2 separate regions of the Homo sapiens genome follow, and region 2 is linked to region 1. Evidence: chromatin loops called from intact Hi-C (ENCODE). Cell type or tissue: prostate gland. All regions are shown on one strand.

Evidence for each region. A loop is a pair of places that touch in the nucleus more often than their neighbours do. Peaks named below come from ENCODE experiments on the same cell type or tissue, not always from the same donor. Only the 100,000 strongest peaks of a DNase experiment are listed, where the experiment ranks them.
Region 2: it touches region 1 in a loop (3-fold over the local background); 4 of 110 quality-filtered maps call a loop at or near these places.

The regions. Positions count from the first base shown.
Region 1 is chr11:74,607,873-74,615,872 of GRCh38, reverse strand. It overlaps POLD3 (DNA polymerase delta 3, accessory subunit), which reads right to left. Exons shown (of 12, transcript NM_006591.3): 4 at 4,335-4,374; 5 at 2,863-2,995. Among named protein-coding and RNA genes, the nearest start is that of POLD3, 19 kb to the right of the region's middle. In prostate gland, a CTCF peak has its summit at 4,340; a DNase peak (open chromatin) is centred at 2,792; H3K27ac peaks cover 955 bases.
Region 2 is chr11:74,679,458-74,687,457 of GRCh38, reverse strand. It overlaps the pseudogene RN7SKP297. Among named protein-coding and RNA genes, the nearest start is that of MIR4696, 37 kb to the left of the region's middle. In prostate gland, a CTCF peak has its summit at 3,752; DNase peaks (open chromatin) are centred at 3,947, 5,537 and 6,408; H3K4me3 peaks cover 682 bases; H3K27ac peaks cover 2,613 bases.

The sequences.
Region 1 (8,000 bases):
CATTAATTCACTCAGTAACTACTTATTAGTGTGCCAGGCACTATTTTGGGTATATAGTTAACAATTTAGACACGATCCCTATTCTCATGGAACTTATAGAAACTATGGCAATTCTATATCTTTCTCTCCTTGAGGACCCATCTTTATCAGTCATACCACCTCCCCAGGATTTTCAACCTTTTCTTCCTACAGCACCTTTCTAACAACCCAAGTTCAAGTCATTCTCAACTTAAGAAATGTATATATCCTTCCCGTCTCAATCCCTCCTTAGCTACCACCCTCTTTTCTGCTTTGCAGTCTAATCTCCTGGAAAGAGCTGTCCATATTTGCTGTCTCACTTCCTCTGTCCCCATTTACTTAGCTCACCAGAATCTGGTCACTCCACTGAAAATGCTCTTACCAAGGCTATCACTAAATGTCATGGACAATTTTCACTTCCTAACTTACTTGGCTTCTCAGCATTGTTTGACATTGTTGACTGGTTCCTCCTACTTGAACCTCTTTCCTTAGGGGCTGAAACCCCATATACTCTTATCTCTGGTGGCTCCCCTTGGGCCCCTCTTTTTCTATTCTTCCCTTGAAAAGCAGCTATCATTAAATAGTGCTTACTATGTGCCAAGTGCTATTCTAAGTGCTTAACATATAATAGTCCATTTAATCCTCTACAACCCTATCTGGCTGGTACTACTGTCAGCTTTACTGACAAGAACAGGGAGGCACTGAGAGGTTAAATAATTTGCCCAAGGTCAGACAACTAGTACTTTGGCCTAGAGTTTTACTTTCTGCCCTTCTTTCATTCTATACATTCTCTCTGATAACTCTATCTACTGCTATGGCCCATTTACTATTCTGATTTCAAAATCTCTATCTTTACCCCAGATTTCTCTCCTTAGCTCTAGATTCACCTATCTTTTGCGATGGACATCCTCACTTGGATTTCTCACAAGCTTCTCAAACTCAACATCTCTAAAACCCAATTTGTCATTTTTCTATCTCTCCTAAAGCCTGCTCCTCCTGTTATATTCCCCTTCTTAGTACCCAGCTGCCCAAGCCAGAAGCATGGGTATCAACCTTTCAATACCAAGAAAGGCTGTCTTCCACCATCCCCTACCCCCACACACCTTGTCCCCAACCACTACCATACATCGAGGTTTTTTTTTTTTGAGCTGGAGTCTTGCTCTGTCGCCCAGGCTGGAGTGCAGTGGAGCGATCTCTGCTCGCTGCAAGCTCTGCCTTCCGTGTTCACGCCATTCTCCTGCTTCAGCCTCCTGAGCAGCTGGGACTATAGGTGCCTGCCACCGTGCCCAGCTAATTTTTTGTATTTTTAGTAGAGACGGGGTTTCACCGTGTTAGCCAGGATGGTCTCAATCTCCTGACCTCGTGATCCACCTGCCTCGGCCTCCCAAAGTGCTGGGATTACAGGCGTGAGCCACTGTGCCCGGCCAAACTGAGGTTTTTTGATGGTCATGACTCATTAACCTTCATACTTCTCCATCCCCAACAGCACAACTTCACATTAGAAAACTGTCATATCCACCTGGATTACTGCCACATTTCTCCTCCCTGATGGCCTTGCCTCCAGATTATTCTCTTCTGATTTATCTTCAATACTGCAACCAGAGCAATCTTTCTAAAATGCAATTTTGATAATTTCACTCCATCTGCTTAAATATTTTCAGTGGCTCCCCAGCGCTCTCAGAATAGAGTCTAAATTTTTATCCTAGTAGTCAAAGCATAATGTAATTCCTGCTTGGCCTCTTTAGTCTTCTATCTAATTATTTCCTACCTTTCACTCTAAGTTGCACCCATAGAAAACGATCATGGTTCTGCACAAGCATGTTTTCTCTCTTAGCTCTGTCCTTAGTCTCTCATTTTTCCTTTGCCTGGCTATTTCTACTGGGCCTTCAGGCCTCAACTGAGATATCATAACCTTCTGTGTCATAAGTCATAACAGTCTTGTCCCCTCACTCTATCCATCCAAAAGTGGGAGATAAGTGCCCCTGCCAACATCTTCCCCCAATATTCCTCCTATTACAGTACTCTTACACTGTACCATAACTGCCTGTCTCCCATCAGTTACATGAAAAGGTACGCGGGCACATTCACTCTATACTGTATGGTATGTCATAGGTACTCATGAGTTATTTGCTGAATGAATTCAAATGATTTTGCTCAGTACCTGTCAAAGTAGTAGGTGCTCAATGTATGTCTGGGGAACTGATCTGAATTATCAATACAACCCCACAAAGGAGACATTATTACATTGAATTTAAAGGCAAAGAAACCAAAGCTCAAAGAGTTTAAGTAATTTGTCCAATGCCACTGGGCTACTAAGCAGCAAAGCCACAAATCAAGCCTGTGACCACCAATTTCCAAAATGTACACGCATTATAGTCCGTTACCTCCTTGTGCTGTTAAGGATACAAAAGATTTAAAAAAAAACCTGATCCTGGCTATGGAAGCTCAAGAAAAAGTTGCTTTTGGATGAAAAGTAGAGGGATATCAAATTAGGAACTGTTTTTTTAAGGACAACGTTTGAACTGGTTCTTGAAGGATGGGTAGGATTTAGACAAGCAGAGACTGGGTAAGGGAGTTAGAGAGGGCACGACAAACATTTCTGGTGGCAGTGACAGGATAAATACATGAGAAATAGATTTATGGAGAGTCCACTGGGGTTTTCAATATGGGTTGTGGCTGCTATTTTTCACCTTATGATGTACTAATAAAACCAGGCATGTTTCTTACTGCAAGATAAATGGGGTTTTACTAGACTTGGCATTCACTCTTAAGAGGCAGCCACTGTGTAAACATCTTACAAAATCAATTCGTAAAGAAGCCCACAAGGAACATTAAGACGCTTACTTGCTGCAGTTCTGCAAGTTGCTTTTAAGGATGTCATAGTCAGTATTGAACAGAGGCCCACTGTCCTTTAGCATGGCTTTCTGGATGCTGTACACATGGATGCTGGCAGTCACAGCTAGCTTGGACTTCACTGCTACAAGTCAACAGGAAAAGCAGTCAGTTAATACACAAACTTCATAGCATGTGGGGACTTTAACAAGAAACCCTTCTGCATTAAAGCATTTGTAATCTGTGGTGGTCCAAAAAACTCTAAAGGCCACACAGCCACATATACAGTGAAACATCAACTCTTCTGTCTGCAATGGGGACATTATGACAAGGTAGGTGGTGGTGAGTCATTTCTAAGGACAGCACCTGAGAGGGTATCACTCATCCAGTGGACACTTAGTAAATATTAATGATTGATGATGACTACGATGATCTTTTTCTTTTGGTCAGAAAAGAGCCTTACACTATAGCATATAATTAAAGAGTACTAAGTAATTTCTATCTGAGAATATTCATTTATATATTTCAATTTTAGTTTAGAGAAAGCAACTCTGTAATAAAAACACTACTAACTAGATAAGTCTACGGAAGAGAAACACAAAAGAACACCACAAGAATAAATGTTAGGTTCCGCGAAGGAAGGGATTGCAGCTAACTTGTTCCATGTCCCCAGTGCCTAGTATAGAGCTTGGCACATAGTAGATCATCATTACATATCTACAGAATAAAGAAATTTTGCTTTGCTTAACACTGTGGGAATTCAGAAAGTAAAAAGTGGACAAACCCACCACTCTGAATACTTCAGAGTTAAATTTGGTAAAATACCCCCACCCTACCCCCATGGACAGGAACTCTTTCTTTTTAAAATACACATATTTTTTGTGTCCCTGGCGTGGCTGCCCTCCACCCTCCTCAGTCCCAATCTGTGAAATGGGGCCTGCAGGCCAAGGAGCCTTTATATACAAAGTACAACAGTACAGGTTTTATCTTGAGATATAGGTCCAAGATCATGAGGACCCTGACTGTTATTAAATTCCTTTGAATTGGGTTTTTAAACAATCCAACGGTAGCACTGATAGTCTTGAAACAGTTAGACAAATTTAATTTAGAAGTTATTTAGAAGTCTTTCTGACTTCCAGAAAAGCATTCTTTAACTTGTTTCCTAAAAAAACTGCCACTGTCTTTTCACAGTTGATGAGGTAGCTCATATGGTATTCATAACAGTTTCTGCATGTGTCACGAGTTTTGAAATTCTGTGATAAAAGTGCTTTATAAATGTCAGCAACTATTGGCCCTAAAAATGGGAAGTCAGGCAGATGTAGTATCATATTTTAACATGCTTTAAAAACTACTCATAAAATGAATATTGGGCTATTCAGTTAAATAGCTAAATATATTATACGCAGATGTTAGAGGCAGATTTTTTATTGCACCTACACTGATGCCATAAGAGGAAAAACTTGCTAAGTCACTAAAACACTTACCTTCCAATTTATCTTCTCTCACTACTGCAACCTTGTGGCACTGTAAGAAAATAACACTTTATTAGTGCTTAATGTAAGAATCTGCAATTTTAGTTTCCTTGCTCCAATAATTCAATTGTGCTTGGATGTGAAATTAGGAAAACACCAGGCACTCCTTAAAACATATGTTATAATTTAATAAAGTCAGACTCACTTTTAATTTGCTTACTTTCAGGAAAAAAAATAATAATTTGCTTATCTTAAAACTTCTCAATAAGGTTAAGGAAAGTGATCTAGCACAGATTTCAGTACTACAATTAAAAAAATACAGCATCTCAAATCAGTGTGAGCAAAGGCTTTTTAGTGAGTGATTTAATAAGAATTACTGTATAATCACATGGAACCAGATAAAAATTGGATCTGTTCCTCACATCATATACCAAAATAAATTCTAAATGGATTAGAGATTTAAATGTAAAAAATAAGGCCGGGTGTGGTGGGTCACGCCTGTAATCCCAACACTTTGGGAGGCCGAAGTGGGTGGATCACCTGAGGTCAGGAGTTTGAGACCACCCTGGCCAACATGGTGAGACCCTGTCTCTACTAAAAACACAAAAATTAGCTGGGCATGGTGGCAGGCACCTGTAATCCCAGCTACTCAGGGGGGTGAGGTAGGACAATCACTTGAACCTGGGAGGCGGAGGTTGCAATGAGCTGAGATTGTGCCACTGCACTCCAGCCTGGGTGACAGAGTGAGACTTGGTCTCAAAAAAAAGAGAAGAACACATATATGCACATGAAAACATGTGTGAATTCTATAACCTGCTATAAGCTAAGAAAGAGGGAACATTTCCTAAGTATAATTCAAAATCCAGAAATAACTGAAATAATCTATTTTAAAAAAGCAACTTTTAAATGAAAAAAAAACGTAAGTACAAAAACAAATGATAAAGCGGAAAAAAACTGCAACTTACATCACAAAGGGTTAATACACAACTTCTAAAATTAAAGAAAACAAAGACTAACAACTCTTTAGAAAATGGGCAAGAAAGGCCAGATGTGGCTGCTCATGCCTGTAATCCCAGTACTTTGGGAGGCCGAGGCAGGCAGATCACGAGGTCAAGAGATGGAGACCTCCCTCGTCAACATGGTGAAAACCTGACTCTACTAAAAATACAAACATTAGCTGGGCATGGTGGTGCATGCCTGTAGTCCCAGCTACTCGGGAGGCTGAGGCAGGAGAGTCACTTGAACCTGGGAGGCAGAGGTTGCAGTGAGCTGAGATCGTGCCACTGCACTCCAGCCTGGTGACAGAGTAAGACTTCGTCTCAAAAAAGGAAAAAAAAAAAAAAGGGCAAGTGGTAGGAACAGACAGTTCACAGAAAAAGAAATATAAATAGCCCTAAAACATATTATAACATAATGCTATATGGAAACAGGCACTCTCATACATTGTTGGTGGGAACAAGAAGCAGAGTGATATTTGGCAACATCCAACAAAAGTACACATGCACTCACCCTTTGACCGAGCAATCCTACTCTAGGAATGTAACCCTAAAACACACTAGCAAAAATATACAAAACACACAGACACTAAGCTATTCACTACAGCACTATTAATATTTGTAATAGCCAAAGATCATAAATAACAACTACCAATAAGGGATTGCTGAATAAGCTAAGGTATATCTATCAATGTGGCACTATGTGGCTGTAATAATTAATGAGGAATATTTCTATAACTGCTGTGGAGTGATGCTCTGAATCTGTTATGTAAAAAAAAGCAGAGTGTAAAATAGTTTGCACGTATGAAAACATTTATCTAACAAAGAGAGGCAAAATGAATATATATTTTCTTATATTAAAAATATATACAACAGGCCAGGCGCAGTGGCTCACGCCTGTAATCTCAGCACTTTGGGAGGCCGAGGCAGATGGATCACGAGGTCAGGAGTTCAAGATCAGCCTGGCCGAGATGGCAAAGCCCCGTCTCTACTAAAATACAAAAAAAATTAGCAGGGCGTGGCGGTGGACGCCTGTAATCCTAGCTACTCGGGAGGCTGAGGTGGAGAACTGCTTAAACCTGGGAGGCAGAGGATGCAGTGAGCTGAGATCACGCCACTGCACTCCAATGCTTGGCCAACAGGCAAAAGTCCATCTCAAAAAAAAAAAAAAAAAAAAAAAAAATATATATATATATATATATATATATATCAAAAACAATGGAAGGAGAAGGCAAACTCAATGTAACAGTTACCTCTAAGGGAAAGGAGGGAACCTATCAATTGAAAGCAAAATGGAAAAAAAAAATTGAATTGAACTAGATATTGAATTGGTGGCTTCAGTACAGTGAGGAATTATTTCAAGTGATTCTAAAATACAGGATGACTGTGCATCCTTAGCAGGACATATCCTACAGACAAAGAACTGCAAAGAAATCTTATTTTCAGTAATCAAATTGTTGGTAATAATACAGGTTTTGCTTTTCTAAACCTCGTGTATTTGTCTAAAGCAAATAGATATTTTTGTTAATGTTCGGAACCACCAAAATTCACAACATAAAAAAAACAGCAATCTAAACATCAAATAAGTTTTTTAAAAAGTGTAACCATAAGTTTGAGCTGGGATTATTAATGTTCTCATAATGCATTTTCTCTTAAAACTGGCACTCCTAAAAATGTCATTTTCATTGGTTTATTCAAGGGAAGAAAAAAGTCATGTTCCGTAAAACTGCACACTAAAAATTACAGAGCTTATTATAAAAATTACAGACCATTAGGAATGAACCACTCAAAACCAATGCAGCTTTGCAGTAAGAGCCCTAAAAACAGTAATTCGCACCTCATGAGAAGATCTGAATAGACCAGACAGGTCCGTGTGGCTATATACTGCCCTGGGGGATACTGAAAGTACATAAAAACAACAGAATGGAAATGCCAGCTGGTGCTAAAACAATGCAGACCAGAGTGGAGCTCTGATTCAATGGGTTCCTATTAAAGTGGACACGGGAGTTAGGGAGCATCCACAAACCCAGAGCCTAGGAGGGGGTAAGCCCTCTGTTCTTAGCATAACAGGGAAAACACGGCTAGTTGATGAGAGAAAATTATTCACAGAAAAATTACAGCTAAAAAAACAGAAAGGCCAGGTGCCGTGGTTCATGCCTGTAATCCCAGCACTTAGGGAGGCCGAAGCAGGAGGATCACTTGAGCCCAGAAGTTTAAGACCAGTCTGGACAACATAGTGAGACCTCGTCTCTAATAAAAATAAAAATAAAAAATAAGCTGGGCATGGTGGTGCATGTCTGCAGTCCCAGCTACTGAGGAAGCTGAGGCAAGGGGATCGCTTGGACCCAGGAGTTCAAGGCAAAACATCACCATTTTGTAACCTTTAGTGAATTAATGATTTAGGCAATGATTAAAACTAATCTCAGCTAAAATCATTAGATGAAAAGCTAACAGGGAACCCATAAAGCATAGATCAGGTTGACAGTTCTTCACATTACAAAAAGAACCAACCAAACATTTCCTTGAAATTTTCAAATAATCCTCTGGAAGAATCTCTGGGATGAGATTTGAAGGAAGCTTTCACGTTCTATATATTGTTAAACATTTTTTATAATAATCATTGGAAAAATAAAAATTATTTACATTTAAAAAAATCCAGGCCAGGCACAGTGGCTCACTTCTG
Region 2 (8,000 bases), 72 kb before region 1:
GGTGCTGCAGCAGCCATCTTGTGGCCATGAGGCTGAGAATGATAAAAGCCAGGATGCTGAGGAAGGCTGTCCTGAGCTGAGTCCTCAATGACCTTGATGACCTACACTGAAGCAGTCTGGAGACCACATACCTCCACATTTCTTGTTAAGAAAATAACAGATGTCCTTGCAGTTTATGCCACTGTAGCGGCACTGCCATTGACCCAATCACAATGCCTGTTATCCCTTTACCATTGTCATACATACCAGCTCCAGTGAGCTTTCATTCCCAACAGCCAGCACCTGCTTCTCTTTGTCAGAACACTGACCTTAGGCTGCCTGAGCCCACTTTGCCAGTGAGCATGGAAAACCAGAAGAGCCTGACAATGTCCACCTCCGCTCCACCCCAGGTGGCCCTTAGCTCAGACAGATGAGTATGGAGGTGCCAATCCTCCAGCTCCCTTGTGCTGATGTGGATGACTCTGAGGAGTGATTGCACGATCTCCGGAGCTCCTCTGCAAGTCTGAGTCAAGCTCCCCTCTGCGGGACTTGGCCTGAATCACACCCTTGCCTTGCCTTCTTCCCTTCCCACTTCTCCACACCCCTACTACTGGTTTGTCTTGGAAACACTTCCTAAGACATCACTTTCAACTCATCTTCTCATCTCAACTTCTGTTTCTAAGAATCCCAACCTAAGACAGCCACTGTTAGTCAGGTGTTCTGTACTTGCAGCCTAATGCATTCTAACAGACACAGGCCCAGCAAGGTAAAGGTCTAATAGCAATTTTGCTATGTTTCAGATGTAGGTTTCCTGCCTGCAAAACCTATCATTTGTTCAAACGTGCTAATAAGCTGATGATTAAAAACATAACTTTGTAAAGTGCTACATCCTAAACATAATAGCATTGGCAGCTAATTACTACCAATTACTGAGCATCTCCCATGAGCCAGGCACTAGGCCAAGGCTTTGATTACCTCCGTGACCCCATTTAATCTTCATTAGAACCCTATAAGGTGGACACTGTATTAATTTTGTATGCTGAGTAACAAATTACCACAAATTTAGCATATTTATTGTCTCACAGCTTCTGTAGGTCAGAAGCCTGGGAACAGACAGTTCTCTGCTTCAGGGTCTCACCAGCCTACAATCCAGGCATCAGTTAGAGCTGCAGTCTCATCAGAAGCTTGACTGGGGAAAGATCCACTCCCAAGTTCCCTTAAGCTGGAAAAATTCACCTCCTTGCAGTTGCAGGATTGAAGCCCTGGTATTCTTGCTGGCTGTCAGCCAGGGTCCACTTTCAGTTCCTAGAGGTGACCCACAGTCTTGCCACGTGGCCTTCTCCTAGGCCTTCTTGTAGCACAACAGCTTACTTCTTCAAAATCAGAACTCAGAGTCTCTGACTCCAGGGAGGGTACAGTTCCTCTTTTAAGGAATTTTCCCTGACTAAATCAGGCCCACTCAGCATAATCTCCCTTTTGAGTAACTCAGAATGTAATAATTTGGAACCCTAATTACATCTGCAAAATCTCTTCACCTTTGCCGTGTTCCAGCGGTCAGAAGCAAATCACAGGTCTTGTTCACACTCAAAAACTGGGGATAATACAGGGTGTGAACATTATGGGTGCCATACTAGGGTCTGTCTGCCACACTATTATTATCCAAATTGTACAGTTGAGGAAACTGAGGCAAAGAAGAGTTTAGTAATGCTACCCAAGATCATACTGCCAGTGAGTGAACGCGGAGTGTGGTTTCAAACCCATGCACTGTAGTTCAGAGCCTGCACTCCTTTTTTTTTTTTTCACCCATTTCCCCTTTCAAGAAGGAGCCTGCACTCTTATCTGTTACTCTGCACTGCCCAGACACTGCTCCAAATACTTTCCCTTCCTTATGTCCCCAAATTTCCTTGAAAATACAAGGAGGAAATGGAAGCTCAGAGAGGTTAAGGAACTTTTTCAAGGTCACACAGTACTGGAGTCAGGGCCACAAACTAGATTTATAAATCTCCAAGACCCAAGATCTTTAGAGCTTGTTTGGAGGTTCTAGTAGGGGAGCATAGCTCCTCATATACCCTTGACAGAGGGATGGTCCTCCTGTATCAGGAAGGTCATCCTCTTTGACCAAGCATGCAGCTTCAGGAGGGATGCACTGGAGTGGTGAGGGAGGAAGGGGACACCCGCCTAGCCAGCCAGACCGGCCAAATCAACCCTGTGATCATTGAGGTGACAGATGTCACAGCCAGATTGTCTTCACATCAAAAACCCAAGATCTTAACCAGTGTAGAAGGCAGTCAGTGCTTTAGCAGAGGACTAGAGAGTACGGAAGGAGTTCACAGGAGACAAAGAGCACCCCTACTGGGGCAGGGTGGGGCACAGTCATAGAGAAATAACAACATATAGCTATTTGAAAATGGGGGAGAGGGAGGGGAGAAAGTATATTTCCAAGGAGGGGACAGGTTAAGCAAAGTCAAAGCTGCAGGAAAGCACAGGTGTTTGGGATTGAACAGGGGTGGAGGGTAGTTTTGGGGGCACTGAGAAAGGAGACTGGAGATGTAGCCAGGTCCCAATTTGGAACACGAGGCTGAGGGGTCAGAGCTTTATTCTGAAGACAGTGGGGAGCCACACTCCAGTGACCCCACTCCTCTGCCCACAGGGAGCTCTCAAAGGGTGCTGAGCAGCAGCAGTCATGCACAAAAATGCCTTTAAGAGGGTGAATGCAGTGTGTGGAAGACAGGACTGTTTAGGGGTCTTCCTGCCTCTGATGGCATTTCCCACTCAAGGGCACCTGTGATTTTCCCATATCCCTAGGAGGAAGGGTTGATGTGAGGTCATGACCATTTTATGAGTGAGGAAACTGAGGCCCATTGGGAGACATGCGGGCCTGTGAGGGTAACAAGGCCCAGTGATGGGAACAAATGTCTCACTTCAGTCCTGGTGCTGGGAGTATGGGGACCAGCGATTATACTTTTCCTAGTTTATGGCTCATTCATCCTCATTCATGTAACAGAATCAGCATGAGGCTGTGGATTCCAAGGCCCCAAGCCCAAGGGTTCCGATTCAGCAGATGTGAGGTGGGGCCATCAACTGGCCTTTTTAAACAAGCACCCTGGTGACTCAGGGCCAGAGTATCCTTCAAGAAACCCTCAAGGGTGTAAGGATCCCAACCTCAGTGGGAGAACGCTGCCCATGATGCAGCCTTACCTGTGAGGGCCTCCTCCTGCCCCTTCCTCTGGGGGTGCCTCAGCCCAACTCAGGCCTCATCAAGTCACTGCCTCCAGCCTCAGCCCTTCAACCCCTCCTTTACACAGCAGCCCAAGTGAACTTTCCAAAAAGCAAAGCTGGCTTTCTCACGGCCCAGCTCAAACCCCTCCCGTGGCTCCCCGTCACACAGGTGGAAGTCGGCCTCCCCTGCCCGGGTTCCCGGGTCCAGCTCCAGAGAAGGCAACGCACCTGAGTTTTACTCCCCCGTTGCCTCTGCCTGGGCTGCCTTTTCCTGTGTACCGGGGGACCCCTCCTCAACCTCACCTAAGACGCAGCCCCCTGCCCCCAGAAAGGCTTTCTGTCCCTTGCCCCAGGACTAGAATACCTGCTGACCTTTTGTTTCTTATGTAAACCTCCCAGCAATACTCTAAGGGCTGGCTCCGGCTAGCGCTATTAATAATGGGGAAACGGAGGCTCAGAGCGTCAGTAACTTGCCCCAGGTTCCTCTGCTGTAAAAGGCGAGATTCGAACTCCAAACAGCTGCCCCTGGAGGGCTCCACTTCCCGCGGTTGCCAGCAGGGGTGCGCGGAGCCGCGGGGATCCGAGAGGCGGGGGCCGCGGTGGGGGCCGCGGTGGGGGCGCTGGAAGAACGGGGGCTTTGATTCCCATCTCCCGGCGCAGACCCAGACGCTAATTAAAATCGCCTGGGCCGCGGGGGCGGCGGGACGGGCACAAAGCCGGCTTTGACCGGGCGGCGGCGGCGCTGGCGGGCGCGGGGCCGCGTCGCACAGGGGCTGCTTGTGGCCGTGTTTGTTTTCGCTTGTAAAGCGCGGCCGCGAGCAGTGCCCGGGCGGCGTGGGGGTGCCCAGCCCGGGGAGGGCCCCTGAGGCCACGGCGCCCGCCCGGCCGCGCTCGCTACCCAGGGCCACCCTGGGCAAAGCCCTGCCCACTAGGGCCTCAGCTTCCCTTTCTCTCACAGGATGATAGCGGTGTCACTAGGAATGAACGCTTATTGGGCGCTTACTGTATTCCAGGGCCTGGACCGAGGCTTCTCCCACTTGGTTTTATGTCATCCTCCCGGCTCTATTAATATCCCCATTTTACAGATGAGGCCCAGGGAGGTTGAACACCTTGCCCAAGGTCTCACGGGTTTAAAGGAAAGAGCAAGGCCTAAAGTCCAGCAGAGGGAGAGCAGGGTTCGGGGCAGCTGGGTCACAGGAGGTGGGTGTATCGGGGAGAATGTTCCTGCTCAGAGCCCGCTCACTGCCTATCAAGCTGCGCTTTGAGAGTGAACTCCCATCGCCGGGGTACTGAAGCGGAGCCTTAGACTGAACCAGTGGGGGCCCTCTGAGCTTCCTTCCAGCTTGGGCCATTAGGGTCCCTCAGTGTGCGGGAGTGGCACTGCCCTGAAAGGAAAGCCTTTTCTGGGCTGCACTGGGCATTGGGGGTGGGGTCCGAGTATTGCCAGTGCTGGCAGAGGAGTAGGTCTCTGTGGATGGGTGGGAACCAAGAAAAGATAGGAGCTTCTTCCTTGGGAGCCCCCATGTTTGGAAGAATCTCCTGGCTTCTATAGTCATTGAATCACCAAATCTTAGTGGCCTTTGCACTTGCACCCACCCTGTGGTTCTGTCTTTCACTCACTTTTCACTGAGATTCCCACTCATCCTTCAGTTCTCAGCTCAGAGCAAGTTATACCCTCCCAGCACCCATCACTTCTTCATACCCATCACAGTGGTAATGGTGCACTCAAGGCATTGGCCCTTTCTGTCTGACTCAGAGCCCTGAGGACGAGACTGTATCAGCTTGCCCCCCTCTCAGCTACCAGGTCCCTCCCTTCATAAACAGGCCCAGGAAGGTGCACTGGGGAGTATTTCCTCTGGTGCCTCCAGATCAGAGCTCAGTCAAGGCCTGGCTGGAGGTCTTGGGATGAGAGTGGGCATGGTCAGAGAAATACAGAAGCCCGATGGGGGCCCAGGCTCACTGCCTAAGGAGGTGACTGATAAGGCGGCTGACAGTGTCCATCCAGTGACATGGCACCGATGGAGTGTCCTGTGGCTGGGGGTCCTGCCTCCCTTCTGAGACTGGTTCTCTGGTAGCCTCAGCTCTGTGCCTCTCTTCCTCCCTCGAGCTAGCCCCCCAGCCCCTATTTGCCCTGTGTCTGCAGATGGCTGGCTGGGAGGGCTTCGACCTGGATAGGAGTCCCCCACTGATCCCAGCCACCTGTGAGGAGGAGAACAAGGCGGGAGGGAGGATTTCTCTAAGGCTCTCCCCCTCCCTAAGACCTGGGAGCCAGAGCTTGGACAGAGACACTATTAACACAAACTCTGCAAACATGGCTTCTAAAAATAGCTCTGGCTGGCAAGGCCCACCTGGCACAGACTGCACCTTTGCGGCTGCTGGCCTGCTCCCCTTGGAGCATGGGCCATCAGTCTGTCAGCAGACATGTCACTCTGCCCTCTTCCCCCAGGGGACGGGGCAGCCACAGCCTTAGGTGGGATCCAGGGGAGAGACCCTCGTGAAGATGGGGCTTGTCCCAAACTGATGAGGGGGAGAGGGAGGATGTGCGATGTCAGGAGGAAGACAGTCTTGGCGATAAGGTGGATTGAGGAGACAGCACTGCCCACAGGGAACTCTCAAAATGGGTTGGGGGAAGGACACAAATGTATGAAAGAAGACCAAAGCAGCATTTAAACTCCTGCAAATGAAAGTGCCAAGACGAAGAAGGAAAGCCTGCGGGGAGGAGGGCAGGGCCAGGAGCGTGGTTCCATGATCATTATAGACCCAGATGGGGGTGGGCATATGGTCACCCCCACAGCAAATCCTCAGGACCTCAGAGCCAGGAAGGAACCCAAAAGCTCACCTTGTCCAACCCTTTTATTGGACACATGAGAAAACTAAGGCCCAAGTTGTTGAGCCTTGCCCCAGGTCCCTCCACACGGGTCTGCTGGCCTCATGCCATTTCCACCAGGCCTCTGGGCCTCCCTGTCTGCGGGCTGATGGAATGACCATAATTAATGTTTCTCAGAATGCTCCTTTTTCATTGTCAGTTTATTGAGAAAAGCTTTACTGAGCACCTACTGTGTGCCACACACTGGGTTCACAAAGCTGAACTGGACAGGCAGGCCCCTGCTTTCCAGGCTAATGGCAACACCCACTTGTGTGCACAGAGCTCTCCTGTGCATTCACATAAATTCACAGAATGGAACACAGTTTCCCAGCTTACAGCTGAGGAACCCGAGGCTCACGGAACTTTGTCATCAGCAAAGTTGGGGCCGGAGCCTCCCCATGTTGCCTCAGGAGGCCCCGGGTTGCCTCCGAGTCAGTGGGGACAGGCCTGTAGGAGGCTAGTCATGTGCTCCTGGAATGTCTCCTGTCCCGGATGCCACCATGGAGGAGAGCTGAGAGGGCGCTGGAGGCCCTGGGACCGGAAACGCGCAATTCCGCTGCAGTGCCTTGCTTTTGGTTGGGTTCGGTGGCGTACCCGGACACATTACATAGGTAGACCCTGCCCTCGCAGAGCTCATGGGGAAGCCCTGCTGCTCCCTATTGGGTAGCTTCTAGTAGTCCTCCCTAGCCCTCCTCATGAATTCATCAGACCACACACAAATGCCCACTCCTGGAGTGGGAAAATAAAGCAAGAGCGGTCGTCTTCCTCCCCGCCCTCACACAGGCTCCATCAGGGTCTCTGGAGGGGAGGGGCATAGTGGTCAGTAGATGTGAAGCCACCTGACCTCCCTCAAGGGCACCTGTCCGTGCTGGTCCCTCACAACAACCCCTGGGAAGTGCCCATCTGAGTTCTTTCTGTAGACACCCCAGGCTCACCCTCGGTGAGGACCTGTGTTCCTTTCTCCTCTTTTTCTGGCATCACGGTGAATTCTTCTCTGCAGTGGGTTCATTCAAGGTGGAGCCTGCACATCCACTCCAACTATTCCCCCATGCCCCCAGGGGCACATCCCCGCATCTACACCTCCCTGCTTGCTGCCCAGAACTTTCCAGAACACCATGATGCAATGCTTGCCTAAGTCTCCACATCCATCACACACCTTGTGGGCTGACAGGGCCCTGACCCTGGGCCCAGGGAGTAGCCAGCTGTTCCACTCTGCTCACAGACTCTGGAGATCCATCTGCCACAGAGAGCTCTCCATGCCTTAGAAGGCCCCCTCCGTGCACAGCCCCATCGGATGAAAATGGCCACTCTGAACATATGATTGTCATTTTGAGATGACCCTTCCACCCTAGCCACACCTGAGCAAAGGCCACATCTCTGGGCTGGACCTAAGAGAGGCGTGTGCTCTGTGAGGCAGCCCGGCTCTGGAACACTGAGGGTAAGTAGAGTCAAAACCTAACCTGAGGGCACAAACCATGTTGGCAGTCATGCCTTCCCTAATATTTTGTTCTCATGAAACGGCTCCCCATTCCCTTTCACGGAAGCAGTGTGGGCAGGTCTTTGCCCAGCGCAGGCCACTGACCAGCCAGAGGTGGGGAGAGTCCCAGCTCACAGGCCCCCAGAGCCTGAGGAGGCCCCTGGGAAGAGTCTGCCAGTGAGGTGATGAACTCACTGTGCTCCCTCCAGGGATCTGGCCTGGGGCCGGCTCAGAGCACTGGGCCAATGGGAGTGGAGGGGACAAAGCACACAGAGGGCTGCCTTGGTGTCTGAGCCTTCCCCAGTTCCAGGCCACACAGGTCCCCCAGAACTACTCCCAAGGTGCCCTGAGAGAGTCTGTGCCCCTTGCATCCAAAATACTGGTCTAGCAAACAGATCCTTTCTCTTTGGGGTTTAAGTGGGAGACCCAACAAGTGTGAAGGAAAGAGCAGCAGACCTG